Regions from separate parts of the Homo sapiens genome. Here region 1 is linked to region 2. The links are chromatin loops, found by intact Hi-C in ENCODE. Cell type or tissue: Caco-2. All regions are shown on one strand. Each heading gives the region's core, and the rest is flanking DNA. Links, peaks and the distances in the headings are about the cores only.

Region 1 (11,501 bases), core at 2,097-10,096, 79 kb before region 2:
ATGAGGTAGATATGACTTCCATTTTACAGGTTAGAAAACTGGAGATCAGTCAAGTCACACTGAATCAGGATTCAAACCCAGGCTCGTTTTGCTCCAAAGCTAAAATTTTTTTTTATACACACTAGCTTGCCAGGTATAGAAAGCAGGGCAAGAAGGTAAAAGAAAGGTCCCATCCATGGTCTCTTAGAAAAAAGGCTTATGATCCCAGAAAGTCACTTAATCAGACCTCAGATTTGACTGTCTTTTCTTTCAGTCTTTCAAAAATGATGTTCACCAGCATTGTAACCATCCTGGAAAAGTAGTTGATAGTCCATTACATGTTATAACATGTTATTTTCTCCATATTACCTCTACTCTACCAGCATCTAAGATCTACAGATCTCTTGATCTGTAGCACAGGGCACGAAAGCCTGACTAAAGTCTCCAAATGAATTTTAACACTATCCAGCCAAGAAGAGCAGGGATTCAGCATCTATTTAAGAAGCAATATTTTGGTCTTGATTATGCTCCGTCCAACCCCATCATTCACTACTAGAAATTCAGACTTAATGCATAATATAGGGAGTGCACACAGGGACCACGGCTGGCAACAGAGAGTCCTTTCTTCTACCTATTCTTTTCCTCTACTGCAAATGTTAGTCCTGGAAATGGTCACTAAAGATTATGACATTCTACAGTCTGCCTGTTTAAGCGATACAATTCAAGATTTTAAAGTACACTGTATGCTCTGTGCAGGGAATTGCTTGGTATCTCTATTTAAAGGAAAATATTATTGTTATGAATAGGCTTCAGATGCTGGAGTCACTAATAGTTAACTAAACTTGGTATTTTTTTATGCCCAAAATAAAGTATGTAAGATAACCTGGGAGCCATATGTGTCACATGATTTGTTGGGGCCCAATCACACCTAATTTCAGTGGCTGAAGAAAAAGAGCCAAGCAATTAAGGGAGAGTTTGGTGAGCTCCTGTTCAACCGAGGACGGAAACCTGCACAGCTGGAGACAATTCTGAGAAAATTGATCAGAATTCCTTTACCTTAACAAGATGCTGGCTAACAAGTTGATACACATGAGTTTCTATAATCAGGCAGCAAGAATTTAGGAACCCAGAAACACAAGTCACCTTGGAATATTCAATAGCTCCAACCTTTGTCATTTTAAGGAGCAGGGACACCTGTTAGCTTGGGATAAGGCAGACTATTTTTATGAATAACATAATATGCTTGGTAACAAAATGTTATATCCAGGTGTTGGGAGAATTAATCAATTGAATGTGGCTGCTTATAAAATAAATTGACAATAAGCTACACAAAAAATGGGGATTAGAAAAACTGCAAACTATTACTCTCAATGGCATAATGTCTGGGTATTCAAAATGTTGGGTCTCCTGTTTTTTTGTTTGTCTGTTTTAAAGACTTAAATTTTAATGTGTGTTCTCCAAATGAGTAGTTAAGCATTTTCACTGAATTGCTAATCCCCAGAACCCTATGAAAGGTTGCTTGATACACACTGATGTTTGCTTGCTTGCTTGCTTGACAGTATATGAACACATTCAAAAAAGTCTTTTGCTGGGACAGATCAGCTACTTTAAGGAGGTTTTTCTAATTTCTAACTAATGAACATGGGACTCTGGAAGGGTATCAATCATATTAAACATCTGGAAGAGTTAATGAAAACACCATTACATTATTTTTAAAATAATATAATTAATCTACATACTTCCATCCCCAATCTTATGATTATTTTTGCAGTTGTAGTCTTTAACTTCAAATCCAAAAAGTACTGGGAACATACCCTTTCTGATCCAAATGAGCATTCTATGTATCATTTTCTTTATTGCATGGAGCAGGAAAGACCTAACAAGAAAAAGGCATAGCCAAAATGCAAAACCACCTACCTACACAGAGAACAACAGCATAGTCTGATCTGTTTCCACCAGCCAGCAAAAGTGAACCTGGTAAGTTTACTTTAGCCTCTAAACCTGCTTCCTGGATTCTACATCTTTTCTTAACTATACCATTGCTATTTGGGGGCTGAGGGGGAACAGAACAATTAGACACACCTGGTTAAAGTGTCCTGTGCCCTGTTCACACTTCATGTTGTATCTTAAAGTGACAGCATATTAAAATGTCAATGGAATTCCTAGGCATTATGTGGCTATCACAGCTGAAAGTATAATTATAGTTCTTAGCCTACGGAACTAGATTCCACTCATTTCAAGGACCAGAAAGTAATATATAGTGTGAAATATGTAATTTTCACAAAATTATAAAAGGTTAGAAAAATGAAGTGTACCTTCATGTAATCAAAAATTCTTATTGGCGTGTGTGTATGTGTGAGTGTGTGTTTATGTGTGAGCATGTGTTTAGAGCTTGGTCATGGTATTCTTTGGAGTCTACCATCACATGTTAGGCACAATACTTAAAATTTTGGTCAAGAAAAGTGTTACTCTAATAGTTCCAAGACAAACACACAGCTGACCATATTTAGGTTTAAATATATATATTTAAAAGCCATACAGGAAACACTACTAAAATTTTACGTAGAAACTTAATATACTGAATTTGAATATAATAAATATCATAAATGTGAAATGGAATCAAATTGCTTCCATGCACCGAAACAGGAACATTTAAAATCTGCTAGAACTTATGTCCCTGGTAATAAGTTGTGACATTACATTCTTATTGTGAAAACCAGGAGTGCTTGCAAAATACTTGCACTATAAGCTTGTCTCAGTAGCCAAAATAAAACAGAATATTACTAAGGAATTTGGCACTAAGACCAAAACAACAACTGTTCAAGGGGGAAATGGGATAATTAAATTGTTCATTTGAAGACTGTAATGATAAGATATGAATCACATATGCTAGATAAGTGTTTTGGCAGGGCCATGCTTCCACTGACATCTCCCAAGGACAATCCTAAAGTTGCAAAATCAGAGGAGCTGCCCCAGTGAATGCTGTACTTAAGTAAAGCATTTTACAGCAGATTGTCTGAACGCTTCTCATCATAACACTACACTACTGCAATTTGTCAACCTCTTATAAACAAATGCTCAAGCTCTCTCTCACATAGGAGTATGGTTGCTAAGACACACTCTGCTTTTTTAATCTGAGCATTTGTTTCTAACTTCTAGAAATCATTTCCTAAGCTGCTAGGCAGACCCAGGACCAGCTTGATTGCCTCACCTCCCAGGACTCCTGCTACCAGCCCGGGTCATCAGCTCCCCGTTCCTGTGAGTGGCCTGGCTGCTCTCTCACACCCAAGAGGCCCTCTCCTCAGCCCATTTGGACATGTAAACATGCGCTTACTCTACTAAATAGTTGGTTATACAGAAAAACATGTTTTGACGGCTGCAACTGCTCCAACTTGGCTAGTCTTGGTTCTGCTGGACCAGCGACAAATGCCACAGCTTTTTAATGGTCTGACCCCTGGGACTTTCATCAGCCAACACCCTATTTATTTAGAGGCCTCTGTCCTCTGAGACCCTCCAACAAACACTGCTGCATTATGCATCCAGTGCTTTTGTTCCACTTGGATTAGAGAGCACAGTCCATCTAGTCTCTTATTTTTCCCCCTTCTATATAAAAGTAGGTAGGGTGAAAATCTTTTAAACTATAGAAACCAGAAGTATATGTTTAAGTGTTAATTTTAATTCAGGTTTGACAACTAGTAGATCCATGTGACCTGTGTACATTTAAAGCAATATTTAAAGTTGGGATAGATCATTCCTTCACTCCCTCCCTCACTTATTCATTCAGTTACCACCTACAGAATATCTATTTGATACCAGGCACAGTGCCAGATACTGGGAGTGCAAATATAAATGCGACATGATCTCACATTTTAACAGAGGGAACCATAAAAACCTAACATCAAAATGTAAAACGTGCATATGATATATTAATACATTATAGACACATACACACAGAGTTTTAAACAATGTCAGAGAAATGAATTGTTGATTCACTCTGAAGATATAGAAGAGGATTCACAGAAATAGTTATAGTCGAGTTGGGCCTTGAAGGATGAGAGACTTTTCCCCAGATGGAGCTAGGTGAGAGTAATTGTAGCAAACACAAGTAGTGTAATAGATGTTAACTGCTTGTATTTGAATTCTGGCTCTCTCCTTTCTCATTTCTTGAACTCTTCAAATTTCAGTTTCCTCATCTGTTCAATGGAGATAATACTAGTATTTCCTACATGGGCTTGTTAGAAAGATTAAAGTAGACAATATGGTAAAGAACAATGCATAGACACAGCAAATGCTCGAGAAGGTAGTTGCTAGTGATTTTTATTACCATTATCACTATGATGTGTTTTTACAAGTTGTGCTTGGGAAATAATAAATGGTAGTCTGGTGTAGATAGAATGAAAGTGTGTTAGACTTAGCAGATATTGCGGATTCTGGAAAAGACTGGTTGGGATCCTATATGAAAGGCCTTGTATGTCATTCTAAAAAGTCTGGACTCGATATTATCAACAAAAGGAAACCAGGGATGGTCATACAGTTCAGATGACACCTGCTAAGAGACTGACAGTGTACAGAAAGCTGCAGTGTAGGAGGGTAATTGGTGTCTTTTGTTCTTTTCTGGGGCATGAGGTGGGGGGGGGTATTCTGCCATCCTTGGAATTGGAGTGGTGGCAGCAGTTTGCCCAAGGTGGAGGCAATAAGGGGCTGCACTGTCTGTGAAAAATTTTTAAAAAATAATAAGCATCAGTTTGCATTATATTATCATCACAATCTGATAATTCTGAACAATGTCAGTAAAGTAATGTGCTCTTCCCTGTTGGACAAGCCACCCCTTGGCATGCCATGGCTTGGTAGTTTGTTCTGAGAACTCCAAGGAGGATTAACAAGCACCGAGAAGCTGAGTACCCTGTAAGGACTTCCTGACGCTTAGGCATGGGTTAATTCAGGACTAGGAAATGGGCCTGAGGAGCAATCAGCCAAACACAAAGTTTGAGAGGGGCCAAGTAGTAGGAAAAGTTCAGGGTCTCTCCTGAGGAGAAAAAATCAAAGTGGGAGGCAGCCTCAGGGGTATCCTGAGAAAAAGAGGCAATGACACTGGATATTGGGTAGCGAAGAGGATAGACACAGATGCAGAAAATTAAGGAGGGGAGGGAGAAGGCTTACAACAATACACCTTCCTCATCTGTGGCTTCCTCACCATTGGTGGGGCAAGTACCAATCCAGAAAGATCCAGTCCAGTGGTTTTCAGTACTTCCAGCATCAGCATCATCATATCCCAAATGCAAATCGTTGGTCTCCACCCTGAACTAACAGTATGAGCAACTGTGGGGTGGGGCTCAGCAATCTGGGTTTTAACTAGCCCTCCTGGTTATTCTGATACACGCTCAAGTTTGAGAATCACAGGTCTCCCCATGTGTGGAGCAACTCTCTAAATACAGCACTATATCCTCTGGGTTATGATATCATATTCTGATGCCTCACTAATATTTATGACATTTGTCACATATCAATACGTATGCCTCGAACAGTTCCTTCCCTTAACCCAGTGGTTCTCAACAGGGGTGAAGGGTGGTTTTGTTTCCCAGGCGGGTATTCGGCAATGTCTGGAGGCATTTTCAGTTGTCACACTGAAAGGAAGGTATTATTGGCATCTAGTGAGTAGAGGCCTTAGATCCTGCTAAAACAGTCTACAGTGCTGCAGACAGGGCCTTGCAACAAAGAATTATCTGGACCAAAGTGTCAATAGAGTCGAGGTTGAGAAACCCTGGTTAACCTTACCAAGAAAGAGGTATTTTTTAGGAGGATCTCCATTACACTGGGGGAAGGGAAAAGCAGGGTGGGGAAGTCGGCATCCAATCTGGTGTCTTTGAACACAAATCCTCGCTCCTGAGGCAGGAATGTTTACTGATTGGTGACTGACTCTGTTTATTGTTGGTCCGTAAAGGAAGTAGGCGCTTTATGACCCTAACCAGGAACTGCGGGCTTTGTTTGCTCTCCCTCTCTCGAGCTTGTCTTTCTGTATATTGTTTCTATCCTGACCTCATTCTTTGATTCCAAAGCGGTCAGGCCAGTCCTGATCTGGATCTCGAGCATTAAGTCCCAGTAGCTCAGACATGGCTTGTAAGGGAGGAGGAGTAATGGTGATTCTGGAGACTGCTCATTCTGCGAGTGGGCACTGGGGAGGACAACCCCACTTGGGGTTGGCCAAAGCCAAGACACCAGAGAATGCTTGATGATCTCCCACTGACTGCTTCCTCTTTAGACTGCGAGAGGCCAGTGGAAAGGGGGCCACTGGCATCACCCTGGAGAGAAGCTAGTTAGGGCTGTGCCAGACACATGTGTGAGTGATGTGTGGAAGCTCCACCCGCCCTGGCACGTTGCTGGTATAGCAGAGGCCGGCACGCAAGGGCTATCCATTGAGCAATTCTGCTAGAATCTGAATGAGGCAGGAACTGGGCTTGATTGTGGGGTGGAGGGGCATGAAGGAGACAGATCTATGGAGCCTGGAAGCACATCCCACATAGAAAACATGCAGTCAGATGGAAAGAACGAATGAGAGCTATGGTTGACATGAATATCTGGCTTGCTTTCTTTTCATGTAATTTGGGAACCTTGTCTGCTGTGCTATCCAAGGAAGCTCACTGCTGGTGCAAAAGGACATTTAATTCCTGCAAACAATGCTTGGCATCTTTTTCTGCAATGATTTTTACAGCCCTCATATTTCCATGGGCCTTTTCACATTTACCACTGTTTGACTCTAGAATACACTCTAGTAGCCAAATGGAATAAAGTCCTGTTTTTATTTTAATGGAAATTTGTTGTGTTTAAAGCCTAAGACATGCTTTATCTTAGACCTGGGGTCTGGTGTGCCTGGGTTTGGGTCTCCAGCATTTCTTAGCCTCAGCTGCAGTGGAGCTCTGCAATGGGAAGACCCCTCTGGAGGGCAGGCCCAACACTGGAAACTCACTTCCTAAACACCAAGGGAGCTGGCGAGCAACCCTCCGATGCAAACACCTTTCAGGCAGCACTGCGGGAGTCTCTATTTAAACAGGTGACCTTGCAGAGAGAGGCTCCAGATCCCATTACTGACTGCCCGGCTGAGAGGCAGATTTGTTTTTATGAGCTCTCAAGGCACACATTGGGGGCCAGGCGTAAATATGGAGAAAACTTGCTGAGACCTTGCCCCCTTTCCACAAAACGTAAAGAAAAGAAAATCATGCCGAGGCTTTTGAGAATCATGACTTATCACTAAATGACCAGTGAACAAAATGGTCATCATTTAATTCAAGGTTTAAATTTACTTTATCTCTGGTGATGAAAAGCAGTATCAGATATTTCAGCCCTCCTGCGTCCTTCAGGGAATGGTGGAAAGAGGAAAACAGCTGCTTGTATATGAAGCAGTTTAAGGGTCAAATATTACTCTGCCCAGAGGTGCTGACATCACTTAACTCTCCCTAGGAGAGGGGCATTGGCATCATTTGCTGGGCTGAGGCCGCAGGCCTGAAGATGGGCGGGCCACAGCCCCCATCTTGTTTCTCCTTGAGCACCTATAGGGTCAACAATTGCAAGTGAACATTGCAATTAAGACTCTAAAACTTTGTTTTTATTGGCTTTCGGGGGGAATATTTTTTTCACAATTAATGAAAACACAATACAGCCAGTAAGTTAAAATGTGAATGTGAGTTTCAAACGTTGCATAGTCATTAGGCTAATCATTAGTCATTAGTCATTTGTGGTTGACAAGGAGGGTTATAATTTGACACCTGGCAAAAATCAAGTAGATTTCAGAGAACTTAGAGTTGGGAAATGAGATGGAAAAAACACCCTCTTTTTCCCTAGGAGGTCCCATGAAGTAACGTTTGCAAAACCTCTTTTCTCTCCCCAGAAGTGAATGACCCATGATTCAGGGCTGTGGTGTCTCCATCTCTGCCTGCTGGACCACCCCTACCCCCACCCTCCAGAGCCTTGTATGCACTGGCCAAAGAATTGCCTCAGAAGGTTCTCCGAAGTGAACCTCTGGGAGTTGAGAGAAAGAGATAAATAACTTCTCAACCTGATGTTTAAGCAACAAGAAACCACCAGAAAGTGTCGGCCTCAATTCTGAAAATATTTTTTGAAACATCATAGATTCATGGGAGAATGACAGAATGACATGAGAATGACAGGATTCTTAGTTCCTAACTTTTCTGTAAAATCCCAGATTTTCTTCTGTCTATCGTCTATGACCCATTTTCTTTTGTGTGATGAGAGCAAAATATTGAACCCTGAGTTTGTATTTTCTGACCCCTGACCTCTCCCAGGTGTTCTGGCTCATTTCCTGAGAGTTATGTTTGATTTGGGAATGCTTCCCTCTTTTCTCCCATTCCCCTGTTACCGCTTGAAACCTGGAACACCCGCAAACAAGACCCTGACTATCTCCCTGTACTACCCAAAAACACTCTTAAGTGTTCTCTCAGAACTTGGCAAGCATCTATACAGGGACAGTTTTCTCACACTCTGGGAAATCAAAATATAAAACAATAGCTCTTTTCCAATTCTTCAACCTGAAGATAGATTTTAGGGTCATTTCTTTTTCCTTCCTATTTAACATGAGTTTCCGTTTTAGTACTAAGAGGAAATCAAATAAATAATCGACTTTGGTTTTCAATGTAACAAGGAAATAGAAATTCTAATTTGATCCAAAAGTTATTCCAAGATCATCTCCTCAGAAGTTGCAGTTAACATTTTCCTAAAAAATCTCTCCCTTTCCTTTTCTTTTTCAGATTTCAGAATAAAAGGCTGGAAAATATTACTTATGAAGTTAAGCATTATTTTTGCTTTAAATTGAAGCTGAAACCCTGCTTGACACCGCTACTCTGCTAATCCTGGTTGTCTTTTAAAAAGAAAATGCTTAGGATACCTAAACAATCTTGATAAAAAGATTTCTACATCTTTTAATTAAATGAGAGGCCAATCTACTAAGCTAACAAAAAGAACTACATTCAGGAATGCAACAGATTCTGCCTACTCCATTTGGCATGATTCCTTAAAAATAAATAACTACTTCATGAGTTGTGCAAGTAAAAATAAGATATTGTGTGCACTAAAAACATTTCCTCAAGGAGCATCCAGGCTGGGCTCATGAAGCCCACTTGTCACCAGCATCAAGCCGCCCATCCAGGCACCATCCAGGAGGGTGAGTCTTCTCTTCCTAGTCTAGGGCGGAGGGTCATTCATGCACTGGACTGGAGTTAAGAGGCTTGAACCTGAGCTGACAATGAACAGGACTGGGAGAGGCTCAACTATCCTGGGTTCAGATGACAGTTTGTAGGTATCAGAATAAGTACAGGGGCAGCTGGTGCACAGACCCTGGAAAATTCACTGACACACGGTGAATATATAAATATCATGTCTCATTCTCTGTGGTGTAAAACCACACAAATGCAACTTAGGCTTTATAAAATGCCCAGATTACTAAGTAGCCAAAGAAATATAAGAAAAAAATCTGTGAATTGATTCTGTGTGAAACCTGGCTCATGATAGTAAAACAGGCTTAGTGTGTTTGTGTTTTATTTTTCCAAATACATAATTTGAAAATACACATGGCTGTGCCCATTTTTAAATGACATTTATTCAATCATTCATTCACCAAGTGTTTATTGAGCACCTACTTTGTGTTCAACACTCTTGTAGGCACTGTGTAATATATATACATATATATATCAATGAAGGAAGGCCCCTTGCCTTTAGGAAGCCTACACTCCAATGGAAGTGGGCAAAAACAGTTAACGTGTACACAAATAAATAACTTTGATAAGGTCAGAAGACTAAAACAAAGCCAAATAAGGTAATGAAAAAAAAAAAAAAGAGAGACACACGGGAGGCCACTGGAGATGGGGCAGCCAAAGAAGTTTCTCTGAGGAGATGACAGCTGAGCTGAGGTATGAAGGTCGAGAAGAAGCCAGTCACTCCAGGAAAAAGGGATTCCAAGAACACAGGTCCTGAGACAGGAGAGGTATGTACTTGCAATCACTTTATTTTTAAACAATGAAAACACTGCCTTGGAAACAGAATATCAGATTAGAAGAAGCCTCCAAGACCATGTAGGGAAATGCCCTCAGTTTCCAGGTTGGGGAGTGAAGTCCCAGAGCAGCTCCATTGACTTGCACAGTGGGGCCAACAGTGCTGAACTAGAACGCTGGTCTCCTGTCTTTAGTGGGTGTGTCTTCCCACATGATCCATTGCCTTAGTGGATCTGTGTTAATTACACTCCCCCTGGACACTGACAGCCTGTCCGCAAAGGAATCATGTCTGCTCACCTGACCTTTCCAAATGAAACTGGGTCAGAATTCTAACGAGTTCTCACTTTAGGAGAGCATCTTAGGAAAAAGTCAAACTTTTTTCTAACGCGTACTTCTTACTTTTCAAAATTTAAAAGAACACAAATACAGAGACAAGAAATTCTAAAGTGTATATTTTTCTGAGAGTATTTGGAAGTACTGAGTTGGATCATATAATGAGAAGTTCATCGCAATGTTGTATTATTTCATAAAAAACAGAAATGCATATCCCAGATAGATTCTGATTACCAAAAATGGATGATATTCACAATAATTTTGTGTGGTTTTTGCTATAATAGGGAAGTATGTAACCTATTAAGCTCTCACAAAAGTTTCACTGAAGAAAATATTATTCAATAACCCCCAAATGGGAAAAATTTATCCTGTAAGAACTTGGCCCAGAGTATGTAGAGTTGCATCCAGCTCTATTTATCATCTTGCAAACTTCTTCATTATGTCAAAACTAAATCTCAGCTGTGCCCTGACTGCAAAGCAAAAGCATAAGGCTATTTTAGCCACCTCAACAAGAATATTCTGAGAACTAATTGATTTTCCAAGAATGTTAAACACTTTTTATCAATCTTTGGTCAAGGTTCACAGTTATGATATTATATTATCAGCCTCAAATTTGTTTGTCTAAAGAAACTTATGATTTTACTCTTGATTCACAGAAAGGAAAAACAATCTTCTAGAATGTTCATGATAGCCATAGCCTTCCGCTGTGCTAGAATCTCAACAATTTAGACTTCATTCGGCTTGATTCCCATATGCTCGACTCAAAAGTAGCTTTCCCATGGGCCTAGCCTGAGGTTCTAAGGTTCAGCTCACAGTTAGAGTTTTCTTCTCTCAAGCAGCCTCTTTCTCAACACTTTCAGGTTTTCTCACGCTGCAGGGAGAGCCCAAGTAAGAATCCTAAAGTACTTTCTCCATGGTACATGACTTTTCAGGAATATTTCAGCCCTTTTGAGACACGCACCTGCTCTTTACAGAGGCAGCTAAGGAGCAAACACTCTGGATAAAGATAATTTTACTTTCACTGATGGCAGATTTCTTAGAGCTTAACTAGAAAACATTTTTAAAACTGTTACAATAGCAAAATAAACAACAAACATTTTGAACTTTTGCTTTACTTCTTGAATTTTAAGCTAGAGCTAATCTCAGATAGACCTTGAATAGACACTGAAAATAGGCATGGTATTAGTTCCA
Region 2 (11,501 bases), core at 1,199-9,198:
AGTCCCCTCATCCACTCAGTAACCAAGTTCTCCACAGTCTACCCCTTAACCTCTCTTAATTCTAGCCATTCCTCTTCATCCACATTGCCCTTGCCTTATATCGATCTGTAACTTCTTGTTTTGATTACACTAGTGTTCCTTTCTTTAGATCATCTAACCCCACCCCCAGCCCCTGCTGTATCATCTATAACCCAAACTCACATCTATAGTGTACACCACAACCATAATAATCTTTTCACAGCACATTCAAGCTTCTCACCTTTCTACATAAAATCCTTCAATGGCCCTCACTAACTGTTACAATGAAGTTCAAATTCCTTGGTCTGGCACATGAGGGTCTTCATGGTCTGGCATCCACATACCTCTCAAGTGTCATCCCCTGCCTCACTCCTCCCCACATATCCACCTAACTACAGCAACCTTCTTGTAACTGGCTGAGAGAGTTAAGTATTTCCAGTATTTGCTTCCCCAAATGCTCTTTATTTTGCTTACAACACCCATCCCCCTGCTTCTTCATCTATCTAGCTCCTATACATGCTTCAAAATTCAGCTTAGAAATGACCTCTTCTGAGATGCTTCCCTGAACTGGCCCATCTGACACCTCTCCTCTGGGCTCCCACAGACTCGGGTTCTTTTTCACTCGTGAGTTCAGTGCACTCAAGTTAATTTTCCTCCTCCCCCCTATTTAAAGTAAGGGAGGCTGGGATGCCTGACACTTCTTAGGCCTTCAATAAATATTCCTTAAAGAAATACTAATTGAAAGCTGTAATATTTGCATTGATGTGATGAAAAATCATAAATATCACTCCCAACAGCGAGTAGGAAATTGTTTCTCTGGGGAAGATCATACAATTCAAGTTAAAAGTGAATGGGAGGCTTCTCAGAGGCATTCACTCTAACCTGAGCCTTGGCAAGGATGCAGATAGCTCACCAGGTGGTATGAAGGGTTGGAGTGTCCTAGCAGAAGGAGAAGTCTTTGCCAAGGTGTCGAGGTGAGAGAGAAATGGAGAGCATTTGGCAAACCTGGATAAATGTGGCTATTGCTTTAGAGTGTAAAGAGAAGAGCAAAATGTGGGGGTGGTATGGAAGGCAGAAGCCTGAAAAGAGAGGGCTCTGCATGCTCTGAGAAGGACATTATATTTTCTTGTGTAGACAATGGGGAGCCATTCAAAGATTTTAAATGGAAGGGGAACATTATTGGGGTTACGTGTTAGAGGACTTAAATGGAGAACTGATGAAAGGAGAGACAGAAAGCAGAGAAGAGCACTCAAGAATCTAATGCAGTAAAGCAGGTAAATTCAAAAGACATGGAGTTAGAACATGGAGTTAGAATAGATGGGACTTGGTAACTGACAGGATATAAGGGACAGCCAACTAGGAGGTGTCTCAGAATTTTGCTCTGAGTACTTATGTGAATGGAGATGGCAAATTAAAATAAAATTAAATTAATTTCCAACGATTTCTGAGAATTTCATAATGAACTTTGAGCTAGAGACATTTTGCAAATCAAGGGATATAGTGCTTACAAGAGATGATTACGACACTAGTGTCCATTTGCTATGAAATAGTCATGAAATATGATCCTTTTGGATTATACCATGGATTCTCTGTGTGATCCCAAAGAGTCATTTAATCTTTCTGTGCTTCAGTCTTATAAATTCTTCCATATACATAAGAAGAAAATATATGCTTCTCAGGTAAGTCAATAAAGCAACTCAAAAGTAAATTTGACTATGTGGTAATTTCTGTTTCCTAAAGGCAATATGAAATACAATCTCAATTTCCTCCTCTATTAAAAAAGAATTAAAAGGGGAGAAGGCTTAAATAATTTCAAATGGCCCCTTCAGCTCCAAAAATCAATGGCTCCATAAGTCAGAGCACTCAGTTGGAGTCCACGTTCTGCTCAGGTCAGTGGTTGATACTCAACAAGAACCAAGGGATTTACGGTGGAGGTAGGTTGTCCTATTTAAGCACTTCCTGCTGAGTGAAGTAGTACTTCCTTTTACTTGTTTTAATGTTTTTCTGTTCTTTATCATGTTATCTTTTAATGAGGTGTTTTCATTTGTTTAACAAATATTTATTGAGTGCCTACTATGTGCTGGGCATCATATTAGGTGCTGGTGAAACAAAATTAAATGAGACATGCTCCATTTTGTTGCATTTCTTAACTGTAAGCCATATTCAAGCCAAAATACATCATCTCATAAAGTAATATTTATCATATACATGATCCTGCTCTAGGAACCATGCCAGGCTACCCCATTAAACTTGATGGACCTGAGAATAGTAAAACTATACACTGTATAATGTATTTATAGTATATAGCAAGGCAACAAAGTCCCCCGAGAAGGGAAGGCAGGAAAACTGAAAAATCATCATGTGTGTACTTGGAACTCACAGACCATTGGCAAGCTCCTTGACTATTTCGTGACTCCATTTCTTTATAAAATGGGAATAATAAGGCCTACTTCTGGTATTCCTCATAGGATATTATAACGATTAAATAAGTAAAAGCACATTAATTACTCTGAGCCTTAAAAAAAGAACTAAATAAATGTTAGGCATTGTTGTTTGGTAGAATTACATAAAATCACATTAAAGTCAAAAGCCTACTGTAGTTATTTTAATGGAAGGTTAAATCCCAAGATGAAAGCAGGGTGAGATGAATAACTAAAATAAGGGCACACCCCTAGTTAGATCTAGGTAACAACTAAAATTAAAACTGGAATTAGCTGCATGACTGACAGTTCCTCACACAGGAAAGAACTTACAAGATATACAGTCTGTGTCTATAAAGCTGGATTAAGTGCAAAGGGAAGGTGAACATGAGCCCCACCTGAGCTGACCCTTCTTGGATTTTTAAAAATGAATCTTCTTTCGATTGCAGTTTTCAGAGGGGAACTCCTACTTGGTGGGGATCATGCATCCCCTGAAGGCTATGCTACCAGGTCTCCAGTACCAGACAGAGACATTTCCACCACCGGGATATTTGATGCATGCCGGCTTCAACAGCAGAGCCATTTGTTAACCTTGAGAGGTCAACTGTGATGAAATTTATTCGTTTGTTATCAAAAGCTTTACTTAGATGGTGTTCAAAATGTTGTTATAAAAGATGCAAGCCCTCAAAGAAGATACTTTCTCAAGAAAATTGTTTGGCTAAAATACTCAAAGCTAAAGCAGACACCAACACCAAACAGAGGAGCTAAACTAATAAAACCTTCACCAGCCTCCACATCAGAACTCTCTCTAAACTGAGCAAGAGGAATCAGGAAACTGCCCAGCCCCCTCCTCCAGCCCCAGGATAGAAGCTTCCTGATCAGGGAAATAACAAACTCTCTGCTAGATCACAGTATTTCTTTCTCTTTCTGGTTCTGCACTATAGATAGCCATATACAAGAGAGCAGAGTAGAGTTTCCTTTCTCTTTTCACCTTACTCACAACTATTCTTCTTTCAGTTACTGTAAGGGAATACACAGTAGAGACAGATGAGAAGATTTTTGACTCCCAAGACTTCAGCACCATAAGGTTCTCTGATGCTAAGCATGGCTGAAAGTTGAATGCAAATCTCTAGGAATGGTTTTGACTACAGACTAGCTTTCAGTCAGAGTGGATAAAAGGAAATGATTAATTAGAAAAAAATATCAAAATTTAAGTAGATTTTTTTAAGTTCCAAAACAGCGTTTTTATAATCTGTATTTGGTTAAGCCCAAATTGTTTTAGAAAGAAGTTTATTTGGATAATAAGTAGAAATTACATTATTATTAACCTTTTAGGACTTGAGTAAAGAACAGCTGTCTGAATCTCAGGCAAAGTACATGCCTTTTACTATTGACTATAATCCAGGCGACCTCATAGGCTTTTCTTGAAAGGTGAAAAAATCTTAGGAAGGAGAATCTCTATAATTGAAGTGCTGAAGCAAAAGGAAACCCACAAATTCTAGTAAGTAACACAACTTTCTAAGCAACACACTCCAAGGCCTTAAAATTCCTGGAATCAAATTCTTCCTTACACTTAACCTGTGTCTGTTTTATCTTGGGAGTAAAAAAAAAAAAAAAAGCATGCCATCCCTCGGGAATTAACTCTTCATTTATATTAAAGCTATAAATCACCAGCCACCAAGCACTGACTGAAATTAATATCCTAGTTCCTATGCCATTTCCACTTAACTTCCAATTCACCAGTACTTATGGGGTAAAAAGAAAGTGGTAGGATTCTGCTTCTAGTTTATAAAATATAGTTGTTAAAATTCTCACTTTTGCTCCTTAGAGTTATACACACACACACAGAGAAAAGAGAGAGAGAGAGAGAGAGAAAAGAAGAAGGGCTGAGATTTTTAAAACTTTTTATATGTTGGTGTCTTTTATTCTCAAAACTTTATTCAAGAAACATTAATACTTATTAAGCACTTAGTATGTTTTCCAGGTACTATTTCCATCTTAATTGCCTTGCTTTTTCATTTTCATGAGTTTCATTCCACTAGATACCTCAGATAATCTCCCTAAGTACTACCTTTCCCGCAGAAAGAAAGAAGAAAAAAATCCAACAGCTAAAACCTGTGGTTCTTTATCTTTTTTTTTTTGAGGGCTGTTACCAGGCAACTGAAACTCCACTCTTTCAAATGGAGAAGATAACTCAAAATATCCTAGAAGTGTTTCAATCCACTCTAAATTTCATATCTCGCCACTGCTACCTCCAAACAACTATTTAGGATCCTAAAACCCTGGCTGGTATAGAGTTTCTAACTGCCCACACACTATCCAGAATGCGGCTCTGTCTAAACTCCTTAATGTTCCCCAGGAATCTCCTAACAGGATAATCTTGAATCATCACTGAATTTTTTTATCACCCATATCTTTCCATCTCAACTTATCCTGGAATGGAACAAGCTGTGACCAGGCATGGGACTGACCCAGAGCTTGATTTGAGAGATCTCTCTGTCCCTAGGCCCAAGTTTAATATGGCAACTCTTTGAAGGAATTCTCCCCCAAGGACTATGCAAGTTGAGTCTGCACACTGTGGTTCTCTTTTTAGTTTAGCAATGGGGACTCAATTAATTTTTAGGAGCAAACAGGTTTCTGTGGAAGCCACCTAATGTCTATACTTATCATGACTATTTTTAGTGGAGCGGATCCACATGATCTCCTGATTGGCACTGTTCAACATCTGACCAATTCAATAGTTTAAGTTGTCCTCACTGTCATCTCCTTGAATATACCAGGCTACAGCGTACTGAAGCAGAATAAAACATTCTTGCAAATCTAAGCAAAGGAACCTAGGGGGTGGGATGGGCATCTTTCAAGTACTATCGTGACAATTGTTGTTTATATCTAATTCTGAGATTCTGCTCCCCAAAAGTGTATATATGGTCCCACATTCCTTTCAATCATCCTCTCCATTTTTAATTACAGGGTGTCAATACAATAACATATTTTTAAAACTTTCCTTTGCATATGTATGGATTCTCCATTAAAGAGGGGAACCTTATGGAGTCCTGCAGGTTTAGAGTAAAATTCTATTTGGTTTGAATGTCAAGGCAGAAACAAGTTTGTTTCTAAATGATAGAATAGTTACTCCAGGCTAAGTTATTCCACATTTCCTTTAATTACTGGTACTGGGTTTTTATCTATCAGTACTATCAGCTTTGCAAACCTCAGGCCAACAATCACAGAAGTTGAGACAGCACCGTGAAGGGAAATCAACCTAGTCAAGCTAAAGAAACTTGCATCTGCATTTCTCCCAAGCTGAATCACAAACAGTCCACACCCATCCTGATCCCTCTTCAAATAATTTCTTCATTTACTTGTGTGGCACTTCCTGACAGTAAGGAATGGGCTTGACTGGATGAGCTATTATCTCATTAGGATTTGTGAAGGAACCAAACAGACTGGAATGCTTTCCACCAGCCCCCCTCCCACCACCCCTCTCCATCTCCCGGCCCGGGCCACCGTTTGTACTGTTTGCCTTTTCTCAGTTTCTGTGTTGTCCAAGAGAGATAGATAAGCTCCTGAAATGATTACTACCACCCTGCATTAGCTTTCAAAGCCACTAACAACTTTTCCATGTTTGGTAACTAATGTGTGATAGAAATGTTGACAATGTAAAGCGAGAACTAAACCACAGACCAGAACCTCTCAGAATAAATGGAAATCACCTAAAGGTTCTCTGGGAGCCCCTTCCACAGTTCTGTTCAAAACACGTGTGACTTTTAAGGTAAGATTGAATTTCATTGGGTTTTAATCAGCAGGAATGCCAAGAACGGTAATATAAGTAAACGTATTGGGGTTTTCTGTTTCAATATGATAGTTTTAAAATGAATTTTATTTTTTCCACTTTGTCCTTGTAGATCCAGAAGAAAATCATGCAGTCTCTAAATCTGATATCCTAGAAGAACTACAAAATTTGATATTCATTGAGAAACATGGTAAATCCCCACACAGGAGGAGATCAATGCACAATGCTGTCCCTTCACTTTGCTGCGTGTATTCCTGCTGCTGGAGGCTCATTTATAACAGTGTACCTGGAGCCATAAGGTCATGGCTAGGGTCTCTTTCTATGGTACAACAAGGACAGATGGATATTATAATTCAGCTTGAGAGACTAAAAGAGAAAATAAGGCAGATGGCTTGCTAAATATTTGCTTCATTTCAGGGCCATGCTAAGTTTCCTTTGGCTGTTGATTGAAAGCCTGTTGCTGAAAAAACCCTGAGGCTGCACTGCAGCAACTGCTGTGTCTAACTAAGCCGGGCGATGCTGAAGGCACGTTGCCCCACATTTCTCCACATTGTCTTGGGCTCCTAGAAATAATATAGCCAATGAGGCGCTCTTAGCAACGTTGTTCTCACTTGGGTTGATAAGGAGTGAACAAGTACTCCCTAGCTGAGCTTTTCCTCCCAGAAGACCTCAGACTGAATTAGGAATGCCTTCACAAACAAAGCAAGGAGGAAAATAAACATGCTTACGCTTAACCATATTCAAACGTCAGTGACTGGAACAGCCTTTTTTGAGGCAACATAGTAGAGAGTGACATTGGTTTCCATTGCGGCCTATTGGTGATAAATATGTGATGTGTACATTTAAAAGGGTAGCACTCACTTCATCTGAGCCTTTCTTTTTCAAAACCTACTGTGTGCCTGGCATTGCTCAAGATGATGGAACTACGGTGGTTGAGAGGTAGGAGACAATGACGTAAACTATGCCAACATAATTTTGGATTGTGAAGGAAACAAACAAAGATCGGATAGCATTAATAGGGCTGCGAGGAGACGGATGGTTAGTCCACGTGGGAATGGAGGAAGAATCAGCCACACAGGGAGCCAGAGAAGCCATCCCCACAGAGGACACAGCAAATGCAAAGGCCATGAGGCAAGAAAGAATAGAAAATGCTCAGAAACTCATGGCAGAAAGGAAAGAGTTTTTTTGTGTTTCCATTATTGTTTGATGATTCAGTCTGTATTGGAAAGCTGAGAAATAAAGGAACAAAAGTATACAATAAACAAGTATAGGTTAATTAAATGTGTTTCCTTTTTAAATCCATCTATTATTTCAGACATTTTCTGGAGAGAAGAACAACTTTTTTTAAAAAAAAATTTTTTTTAATGGCAACTCGATATAATGTTTGGCTTGTTTTTTCTTTTGGGTGCTCAGCAAAATGCTGCAAAAATGGTCTGCATGTTAACCCTTGATTTAGATTGTTTTCTCAAACATACTCCCTGAACGCATGCTGTTAAGCTACATATAGAGCCCTAGTGTTGAATCCTTTCTTACTTCATCTTTCTTCGAGAAGCCTTCTCCTGGCAACACCTAGATTTCAATTTAAACAGACTCACGTATGGTAACAAATCAACTCCCCTAGGCACAGAGTGGACTGTGCCAGGCCTTTAACTAAGATTCCACAGGGGTCTACTGATCTAGGACTCTAATTAGGTGGAGTTCACTCATTGCAGGATGACACAGCTCTTCATAAGGCAAAGACCACCTTGTGCATTAATTAGGGCAAAGTTCTGTTTGAGACTCAGTCTCTGGACAGCCTTAGCAGAGCAGCAGGTTTGGTGTCCTTGTCATCTCTGTGTTACGGCCTTCTAAGTCTGCATCCCGCTGAGCCTTAGTCTATGTGCAGAATCAAATACACTTTCTTCTGCTTGGTTGATTTTGATATTTCAATACATGATAAATGATTGCCAATCAATCAGCTGGATCATTGCACAGAAAATCCAATCTGATCATCATGTTCACATCTCGTTGTTTTATTCAATTAATGAACAAACAGGACCAACCACAAAGAATTTTGGTTCCTGAACAATAACTTAGACTCATAAACTTCCCAACAGAAACCTGATGAAAACCAATCAATTTAAGGCACATGTATACAAACATGGCATATGTAATGAGTAAAACATAAATTAGTAAAAAAACAAAAACAAAAACAAAAAACTTCAGAAATCTATATTTCTTATTGCATCACTGAAATAAATCAGTCTCTAATATATTCAGATTTAACTCTCTTATGCTTACTCTTGTTCACTACTCTCAGCTTGTGTTTCTGAAAAGTTTTATGTAAACCCAAGTTCTGTAAACTGAATTGTATTTCAGATACATTAATTTATTGCTTAAATTATAAATCTGTTTGTAATTAATGAAGTCTTCTCAAACATGTCTCTGGTGCAGAGTTGGAATTTCATATAACAGCTTTACTTAAAAGGCAGGTTTTGTTGCAAAATTTTGTGTTTCCCAGCTAATTTGTAACACTCATTAGTAAACCTAAATTTGTGGTCGGACTCATCCATGAAAAAACAAAAGAAAGTCTTATTTCTGTATTCTAAAAAAAGTCGGGTTGGGGGAGCAGTTTGTGTTTCCAAATCATATAAGCTGGAGCCAGGGGTGGGGGGGGAATGTAAATACGAATTCTCTATCATGCATATTTTCTTTTGTGAGGGGTTTGACTGCAATACGATTAAATAGAATATACTCATGTGCACTGCTTGTTAAGACAGCATTTTTTTTGTTAAATGGCCATGTCAAATAAACATGATTTATGTCCCCTTTTTGTTACCCATAATCTTGTTGTCCATCTAAATCTTTGTGACATACTATCTCCAGGTTACCTGGAGCTTTGTCAAATCTCCCAGAACCCAACCTCTCTCCTTTCTCCCAACTTCTTGAAAATCTTCCTCTTGCTGTCCTATGTGAGAGAAACCTTTTATTTTTTAATGCTTTTTATATCAGAAAGACCAATGGTTTATTTGAGGGAAATGTATTTAATATTTAAATACATATAAAAATAAATGGCATACAAACCATTCTACTTACGTTTTATTAAGCTCATTAAAAGGGGATAAAATGGATTCAGAAGACACAGGAACTTAAAAATCAGCGCCATTAGAACCACTTGAGCAAAATCAAAACTGAATGAATGGAAAACATGCACAATTTTAGTCACTGCGAATGTGAACTCACAGAAATAAGAAGATCTGGTTTCTAATTGTTTCACATATCTGTTTTACATTCAGCGTTCTCCTCCACGTCATATTTGCTAAAGAGATCTTCGTCGTCAATAGCAGTCTGCAGTGTACCAGAGCAGAGTTTAAAAATCACCTTAGGTATGTACAAGCCTCCTTTCTCATGTAAGTATTATAGAATGAGAATCTAATAAAGAATGTTACGTGTATATTCTAAACTGCGTATTGCAAAGTTTCATCATTAGACTTGAACTCAGTCAACTTTAACAACGACTACCAGCAGCCCCTTTCAATTAATCTGTTCATACATTACTTTTCCATATAACTAAGCTAGTTTGGAGTTGAAAAGGAAGAAAAATGTGTTTGAAACCACTGATTCTTTTTCATTCATTTTCTTCCAAATTAAAGGAAATGACACTATGTTTATTCCAATATTTTAATAAAATTTTCTCTAAGATTTAAAAAAATATACTACTCTGAATGTAGGTTGGTATTTTTTTTAAAGGTTGCATTATAAATCAAAACTCCTAAAAATAGGAGTTTATGGTGGGATTGACAGTATTTTAACTTTAAAGGCATGAGGGTGTCCTTTTACAGAGGCCTAAATCAAATACAGAAAAAAGTGATGTGTTGCCAGGATGTTCAATGCACTTTCCTTTAATTGCCATATATAGTTAATAGCCTGGTCATTTTTTTCTAAATAAAATAAGTCAGAAAGTTGCAAGCAACTCGATTACACAATATCTTACCATGCAACGTATCAAAAACAAAGAATTTAATCGTTCTGTGGTCTGGGTTGAATTCAACACTGAAATCTTTTCATTGAACTTCACAGCAACAAAGAATTTCAGACTTTCAGATGACCATCTTTGAAGTTGGATAGAACTCTGACCATATTACGATTGTCTGATACTGAAAAAGGACAAAGTACAGAATCCAGTATTCCAACCAAGATTTGGGCTGATCTGAGAAACTGGAGAAAAGTACTGTGAAGGAATTGCAGATATAGAATGACTGGATAGGTCATTTGATCTTGCTTCTGAGACTGAACTTAAAAACCTGTTTCAGATTAAACAGCATTTCATTGCTTTCTTTTTTCTTTTTTTCACACAAAAATACTCCTACAGATTAAAAGAAACCATCAGAATGGAAGTAAAAGAATTATGCAGTATATATTATATCTACATAGGTCCGGAAAGTTCCTGAAATTTACTCAAGCTTTACTCAAAATATTGACACTATTTAGTATCAAACCAAACTCCGGGAGTACACAGAGGGCCTTCCTACAATGCATGTGATCAGGGACAGCAATGATCTTATCCCATAATATATCACAAAACAGTGGAAAAAAATCATCTCATATTTTTAGAAATCATGCTCTTATTAGCTCAAATATATAGTTTAGGCAGTCAACATTTTGTGGCTTCCATCATTTTCAAAGATTATGCTGCACAAAATTGTATAGAGAGTATTTTGACTTACACATTGACTTTTTTAAATATAGGAGTGATTGTAGCAATAGCATTGATTGTAGCTTTAATTTACATTATCAAGAAAACTACACCAAATAAATTCAAATTATATTTATATAATTTTGATATAAATCTTGAATCAGATAAGTCTCAACATTTAATAAATGTTTTTACCACATTAATTTGCATTTTAACAGTATTTTCCGCACAGAAAATCTGTGATGCATATTTAATTATGGCATGGAATTTTTTATTATACTTTCTTATGTAGTTTAGAATATATAAAATTAAATATAATTATACTTTTGTTCACAGAATAATTTTAAATGCTATTCTTCATTAATGGTCAAAATATTAACTGCTAATTATTGAAAAATTCAAATTTTTATCTCAAGAAGTAAATTAAAAATACAGAAACTGAAAAGTATACAATAAAATACTTAAATACATAATTTTAGAGGTTGTGTGAAAATAGTGTCTTTATTTGAAATATTCTGAAATAAACATTTTTTCAAATGTTTAAATAAATTTTTTTTAAATAAACTTAGAACATGTAATTAGATGAAGCAAAATC

What was found. Peaks named below come from ENCODE experiments on the same cell type or tissue, not always from the same donor. Only the 100,000 strongest peaks of a DNase experiment are listed, where the experiment ranks them.
Region 1: a loop joins it to region 2, with 5 times the contacts of the local background. A loop is called at or near these places in 1 of 110 quality-filtered maps.

The regions. Positions count from the first base shown.
Region 1 is chr14:36,850,327-36,861,827 of GRCh38, forward strand. All of the region lies in intron 2 of SLC25A21 (solute carrier family 25 member 21), which reads right to left. It overlaps LOC107984668 (a long non-coding RNA gene), which reads left to right. Exons shown (of 3, transcript XR_001750716.2): 3 at 1,849-1,979. Among named protein-coding and RNA genes, the nearest start is that of MIR4503, 96 kb to the right of the region's middle. In Caco-2, for the core only: no CTCF peak of the experiment used is centred there; a DNase peak (open chromatin) is centred at 5,945.
Region 2 is chr14:36,930,430-36,941,930 of GRCh38, forward strand. All of the region lies in intron 1 of SLC25A21 (solute carrier family 25 member 21), which reads right to left. Among named protein-coding and RNA genes, the nearest start is that of MIR4503, 16 kb to the right of the region's middle. In Caco-2, for the core only: no CTCF peak of the experiment used is centred there; a DNase peak (open chromatin) is centred at 5,902.